Regions from separate parts of the Homo sapiens genome. Here region 1 is linked to region 2. The links are chromatin contacts, found by Hi-C or POLR2A ChIA-PET in ENCODE. All regions are on one chromosome and are shown on one strand. Each heading gives the region's core, a stretch centred on a gene start or an enhancer-like site at or near the end of the contact. The rest is flanking DNA. Distances are from core to core; before and after follow the strand shown.

Region 1 (2,500 bases), core at 1-2,500, 220 kb after region 2:
AAAGGAAAATAAATGGTCTAAATTGAGCAACAAGAAAGTAAACTTTTAAGCAGGTACTTTCCAAGTGAAATGAGAACCGGAGATTGGGTCCAAAAGAGAGGATGCCCAGCCAGACTGAACTTTCAAGTGTTTTCCAACTGGAAAGCTCCAATGTCCTCTGATCTCAGTGAATTTCCAATCTAATTTCAAGGAAGTCCCTCAGGAGCCCCATTGCAAGGGTGGTTATAGAACCATTTACAACTGCTTTAATAAAACTAATGCTTATAAAGAAAGAAAACTTGTTTTTTAGTCATCCATAACACAAAAAAGTGAGGTTTGATGCACAGTAAAAGGAATCATTATTTAAGTTAGTCTGAGTTATATTGTATTTTGGAAATGCTCCACATTCAATATTTATGCCACATACTCTAAAACCAAAGTATGTAGATTAAAAAAAAACTATTTCCAGAAATAAGCTTGCTGAATCACCACAGGCTTAATTTATTTATTTTAACTACCAGTTTCCTGAATGTTTTTGTCTAATTGGCCTATCTGCAGTTGCCCTTGGTCCACCCTTGAGCCCACTCTTTAAGCCTGTCTGTCACTTAGAGAAGTACAAGTACTTCCTGCTGAGAATAAAGCCTTGATCGCAATTTCAGTGAATTATCAGGGAAGTGTGAGAATAAGTAGGAATAAATGTCTAAACATTTGGGAAAAACTTGTTTGCAATAAATGTGGTTAACAGAGAGTGAATAGGCTTACTACATAAAATTGTTACTCATCAATTAAAAAAACTGTACAATCCTCCTCCGGGGGAAAATGATCAGATATTTTAAGTCTGCTGATATTTTTCTCTGGATGTCAGACCTGTATACTTTGTCCTGCATTATTGGAGTATAATTGGCAAATAAAAGTTTTATGTATTTAAGGCATACAATGTGATGATATGATACACCTATACACTGTGACATGATTACCTCAATCAAGCTAATTAACACATCCATCACCTCACCTTTTTTGTGTGTGGTGAGAACACTTAGATTTACTCCTATAGCCCATTTCAGGTATACATTATTAACTCTAGTCACCATGCTATACATTAGATCTCCAAAACTTATTCATCTTGTAACTGAAAGTTTGTACTCTTTGACCAACATTCGCCATTCCTCCCCAACCCCTAACTTTGGTAACCACCCTTTTGCTCTCTGTTTCTATGAGTTCTTCTGTTTCGGTTCCACCTGCAAGTGAGATCATGCAGTGTTTGCCTTTGCCTTTCTGTGTCTGGCTTATTTCACTTAGCATTATGTCCTCTAGGTTCATGCATGTTGTTGCAAATGACAGGGATTTCCTCCTCTGCCTCTTCTTCCTTCTTCCTCCTCCTTCTCCTTCTCCTTCCCCTTCTTCTTCCCCTTCTTCCCCTTCTTTCTGTTTTTGCTTTGTTTTGTGTTTGTTTTTGAGATAAGGCTGGTCTTGAACTCCTGGGCTCAAGCAATCCTCCTGCCTCAGCCTACCAACTAGCTGGGGCTGGGTCTGCACGCATGCACCACCATGCCTAGCCGCCTTCATTTTTGGCTGAATGATATTCATGTGTGTGTATGAATATTTTCTTTATCCATTCATTTGTCTACAGGCACTCAGGTTGATACCGTGTCTTGGCTATTGTGAACGACTGTGTAATACATATGGGAGTGCAGATAACCTCTTCCACATACTGATTTTATTTCTTTTGGGTATATACCCAGAAGTGGGGTTGCTGGATCATACCGTAGTTCTATTTTTAATTTTTTGAGGAACTACCATACTGTTTTTCGTAGTGGCTGTACCCACTTACATTCCCACCAACAGTGTGCAAGGGTTTCATTTCTCCATATCTTCATCAACACTTGTTATCTTTTGACTTTTTGTTAATAGCCATTCTAACGGATGTGAAGTGAAAGCTCATTGTGGTTTTGATTTGCATTTCCCTGATGATTAGTGATGTCATACACCTTTTCATATACCTGTTGGTCACTTATATATCTTCTTTGAAAAAAATCTATTCAGGTTCTTTGCCCATTTTTAAAAAATCAGGTAACTTGCTTTTTTTTTTGCTGTTGAGTGGTATTAGTTCCTTACATATAATATTTTGGATATTAACTTTTTATTGATATATGGTTTAAAAATATTTTTTCCCATTCTATAGATTGCTTTTTTATTTTGTTGATTGTTTCCTTTGCTCTGCAGAAACTTTTAGTTTGATATAATCCCATTTGTCTTTTCTTGCTTTTGCTGTCTGGGCTTCTGCTGTCACACCTGTATTTTTGTTTTTGTTTTTGTACCAGAGAAAGTGAAGCAACAAATGAGGAACATGAGAACACTGGAGTAGAAAGCTGGGTGGGCATCAGACAGCTGACCAAAATTTTCACTATCAAAATGGCAGGTGAGATTTTTTTTTATATACTAGTTATCACAACATCTTCAACCTTTTCTTTTTTTTTTGAGACCGAGTCTTGCTCTGTTGCCCAGGTTGGAGTGCAATGGT
Region 2 (3,627 bases), core at 903-3,402:
GTGGCTCTGACAAGTACCATTTACAAAAGCTTTGTTTCATCCTAACAAAGCTTACACATCCTAGTATAATGTGAATTATACTAAAATGAATTAAAGTGGAATGTAAAATCAGAGTATCTTAAAACTTTTGATATAGGCAAAATAATCATAATAATAGTGAACATTTCTATGATAGACAGTAGTTTTCCAATCTTTTACATTTCTCCTCTCTTATTTGATCTTACCACAGACAAGATAAATATTATCAGTCTTATTTTACAGATGAAAGCTGAGACTTAGAGATTTTCTTTTTCTCTCTTAGGCTCATAGTTAATGACTGTGAGGTAAAAGTAAACCCAAGACTTTGGCTTTTTAGTCAGTGCTTTCTGCCTTACACCTGATTGCCACTCTTTGTCAAAGTAGAGGCTTCTTGGTTATCAGTGTTGTTGTCTTGCCAAAACCAGTCCCTTTCTTACATGCTTTAGGCTCTGGATGGCCAGAATATCTATAATGCATGCTGCACTCTGCGCATTGACTTCTCCAAGCTCACCAGCCTTAATGTGAAATATAATAATGACAAAAGCAGAGACTTCACTCGCTTAGACCTTCCTACTGGTGATGGCCAGCCATCCCTTGAACCCCCTATGGCTGCTGCTTTTGGTGAGTAGTTCTTTTTTGGGTCACAAAGCAAGTTTTCTGAAGTTACAAGTTTCATTTATTAAGCCATGTATGTTTATAAGCCTTTTTCTTCTCGAGTTCTCTCAGGATTTATAAAGGAAAGCAAGAATCCTAGAACAAAGTATACCCATTAATTAAATATTAATATTAGGAGGTTCTGTTAGTTGACAGATGAATATCTGAAATTGAGTTACAAATTTATTTTCTAACATTGATATTACTCATTCTTTAAAAGCCACAAACCATTTGCTTCAAATTAGTAGTCTTATTAACATTAACTTAAATATGCTAGTTTATAGCCATAATAATTTTGCCATATATGCTCTTGAGAAAAATACTTTTCCTTTTTTAAGTAGTGATATTTTATATCAAGCTTAAATTAATAGTATGATCTTTTATTCAAAGAAGAGGATTTATTTTGTTTTGTTTCCTAAACTTCAGAACTTCCAGCTGTATCTTAAGCTTGTGTGAAGTTGCATTTTGCATTAGTAAAAATACAGCCTTCTAAATTGTCTCTGCAAATTGTAGCTTTGAAGAGCCTCCCTCTTTTATTTAAAGTAAACCTCTTAAGGAAAAAGCAATGGATGGCCCAGTTTGAATATCTTATTAGGTTAGTATATGCTACTTTTGGTTTCACAGTTCTCAAAAGTGTGGTTTATTACTTAAAGTATTACTACCTTTTGTGATTGATTTTTCCTTTTCCAAATAACACCGTAAAATATTGCTAATTGGGACTTTAAGTAGTATTTAGTTCATCATGTTTTATAGGTGAGAAAATTAAAAGAATTAAGACAATCAAATTATAAAATTAAGACAACCAAATGATTGTCCAAACCCTTCTGAAAAATAGTTCATTATTTTAAAGTAAAAGCTTTTTTATTATTTTTAATTTAAAAAGCCAAGGGAATGATTCAATGCATCTTTCTAATATTGATAAAATGTCTGTTTTGGGTTCTTTGACCAAATTTTTGTGTTTTGTATTTGTTACCAGCCCCTAACTTACTTATCTGATTTGGCAGTGACAAAGGTCTTTTGTCATTACCATTTTAATAACAAATGATAGAAATATTTGGTGCAAAAAAAAAAATACTGGGGCAAATTAAAGTTTGCCAAAACTCAGCTATCAAATTTAAGAATTCACTTATTCTAATAATTGATTATATACTCTTGGTGCAATTAATGTTCTGTATTATGAGAGGAGGACATTTTAAAAATATGTTAAGAATTTTGATTTCTGAATATAAAATATCAGAATGTTCATATCCTTTCTCATTAATGTTATTAGTAAATCCTTAGTCACTGCAAAATAATGTCTACATCCTGAAAAAGTGATTCATCAGAGAGAGAACAATGCACTTTATATATTGTGTGAAAGTTTCTCTACTTTGCCTATCACTAGTATTTGACACAGTTTCACTATTCACTTCTTTTTTCTTTTGGCCTCTGAAACACCACTCTCCTTACTTTCTTCCTACTTCACTGGCTGTTCTTTCTCTTTTAAAGGTTTCTCTTTACAGTTTCTAGGGCTGAGTCATAAGCACTATGTCCTTACTTTTAGTGACATTTGTTATACCTATAGAAAAGCTTATAAAACACGTAAGTATATAAACACCCATGTGACTACCACCCAGGTTAAGAAATAAAATATTTATACATACTGAAGAAGCACCCCGTGTACCTTTCTTCATCACTTTTGTTCACTCTCCTTCCCCCAAGATAACCACAGTCCCAAATTTGATAATTATTCTCTTGCTTTTCTGTTTTCCTGTTGTTTTTTTACCACTCATTATATATCCCTAAATGCAACTTAAAAATTTTTTAAAGCATTCAATACTTTAAAGCATTAGAAAAATTTTAAAGCTGTATTTAGAACCTTACATAAATGGACTCATGCTGGTTTTCTTCTGTGACTTTATTTGCCCTGTATGTCTTTGGTGATTCATCCATATTCATACATGTGGCTGTTGCTCATTCATTCTCAGTACGGTCAAGTCTGTAGTATCCCATTGGAAGAATAATAGATCATGGTTTGTTTATCCATTTTATTGTTGATAAATAGTTTGGTTGTTTTAGTTTGATGCTACTATGAACATTCTTTCCTGCTGGACAAGAGTTTTCTCTAAGAAGTACATAGGAAAGGAATTGTTGGGTCATAGAGAACATATTTCTTCAGTTTCATTACATAATGCCAGTTTTCAAAGTGATTGCACCAGTTTATAACTGCATTGTGAGATTAAAATAATTTTTTTAAGCCATCTCCTACTGAAAGGAGTGAGGTTAAAAAAAATTTTATTTTAGTGTGTGGTAAATGGTATCTTAACATAGTTTTCACTTGCATTTTCCTAATTACTAATGAGGTTGGACATATTTTTATTATTTATCCTCTCATACATTTTGTTTTATTTATTTATTTATTACACGAATAAGTTCTTTAGTGGTGATTTCTGAGATTTCGGTGCACCCATCACCCAAGCAGTGTACACTGTACCCAGTGTGTAGTCTTTTACCTCTCGCCCCCATCCCTGTGCAATTCTTTTGTCTGTTTTTGTGTTTTATTTCTCCTTTTTTTCTTACTTAGTTGTAGGAATTCATTATGTATTCCAGATACTAGTCCATTGTTTGTTATATGGGTTGCAAATAGTTTCTCCCAGTTTTGGCTTGTTGATTTATTCTCTTAATGATACTTTTACGTTGTCAAGTTTGTTTCTTATTTCCTTTACATTTGTGCTTTTTTGTGTGTCTTATTTAAGAAATCCTTTGTGATATAAGGTCATAAATATATTTACTTATATTCTAAAGTTTATGGTGTTTTAGTAATAATTTAAACTTTGCAATTAAATTTTGTCTGAAATTAAGTTGCAAGAGTAGTACAAAGAACTTCTGGGTATCTGTTATTCAGATTGCCCTATTGTTAATATCATGCCATATTTACTTAGATCATCTGAGTATTTATGTGTATGTATGTATATA

What was found. A loop is a pair of places that touch in the nucleus more often than their neighbours do. ChIA-PET counts read pairs that join two places held with the same protein, here RNA polymerase II (POLR2A). Pooled maps may share reads with other maps.
Region 1: a loop to region 2 is called in a map with no recorded cell type, with 14 times the contacts of the local background. The contact joins two enhancer-like sites. A Hi-C loop is called at or near these places in 1 of 37 single-sample maps with no recorded cell type and 4 of 50 pooled maps. POLR2A ChIA-PET finds 5 or more read pairs at or near these places in 2 of 52 experiments (activated CD4-positive, alpha-beta memory T cell and activated T-cell).

The regions. Positions count from the first base shown.
Region 1 is chr9:112,030,966-112,033,465 of GRCh38, reverse strand. It overlaps LINC02977 (long intergenic non-protein coding RNA 2977), which reads left to right. Exons shown (of 3, transcript NR_186812.1): 2 at 2,301-2,398. Among named protein-coding and RNA genes, the nearest start is that of LINC02977, 8.2 kb to the left of the region's middle. RefSeq lists enhancers at 891-1,180, 1,311-1,400. Within about 2 kb of position 1,250, at least 4 of the 41 ENCODE cell types and tissues checked have a DNase peak (open chromatin) inside an H3K27ac peak, as active enhancers do.
Region 2 is chr9:112,247,941-112,251,567 of GRCh38, reverse strand. It overlaps PTBP3 (polypyrimidine tract binding protein 3), which reads left to right. Exons shown (of 14, transcript NM_001163788.4): 7 at 465-639. Among named protein-coding and RNA genes, the nearest start is that of SUSD1, 74 kb to the right of the region's middle. Within about 2 kb of position 2,152, at least 3 of the 41 ENCODE cell types and tissues checked have a DNase peak (open chromatin) inside an H3K27ac peak, as active enhancers do.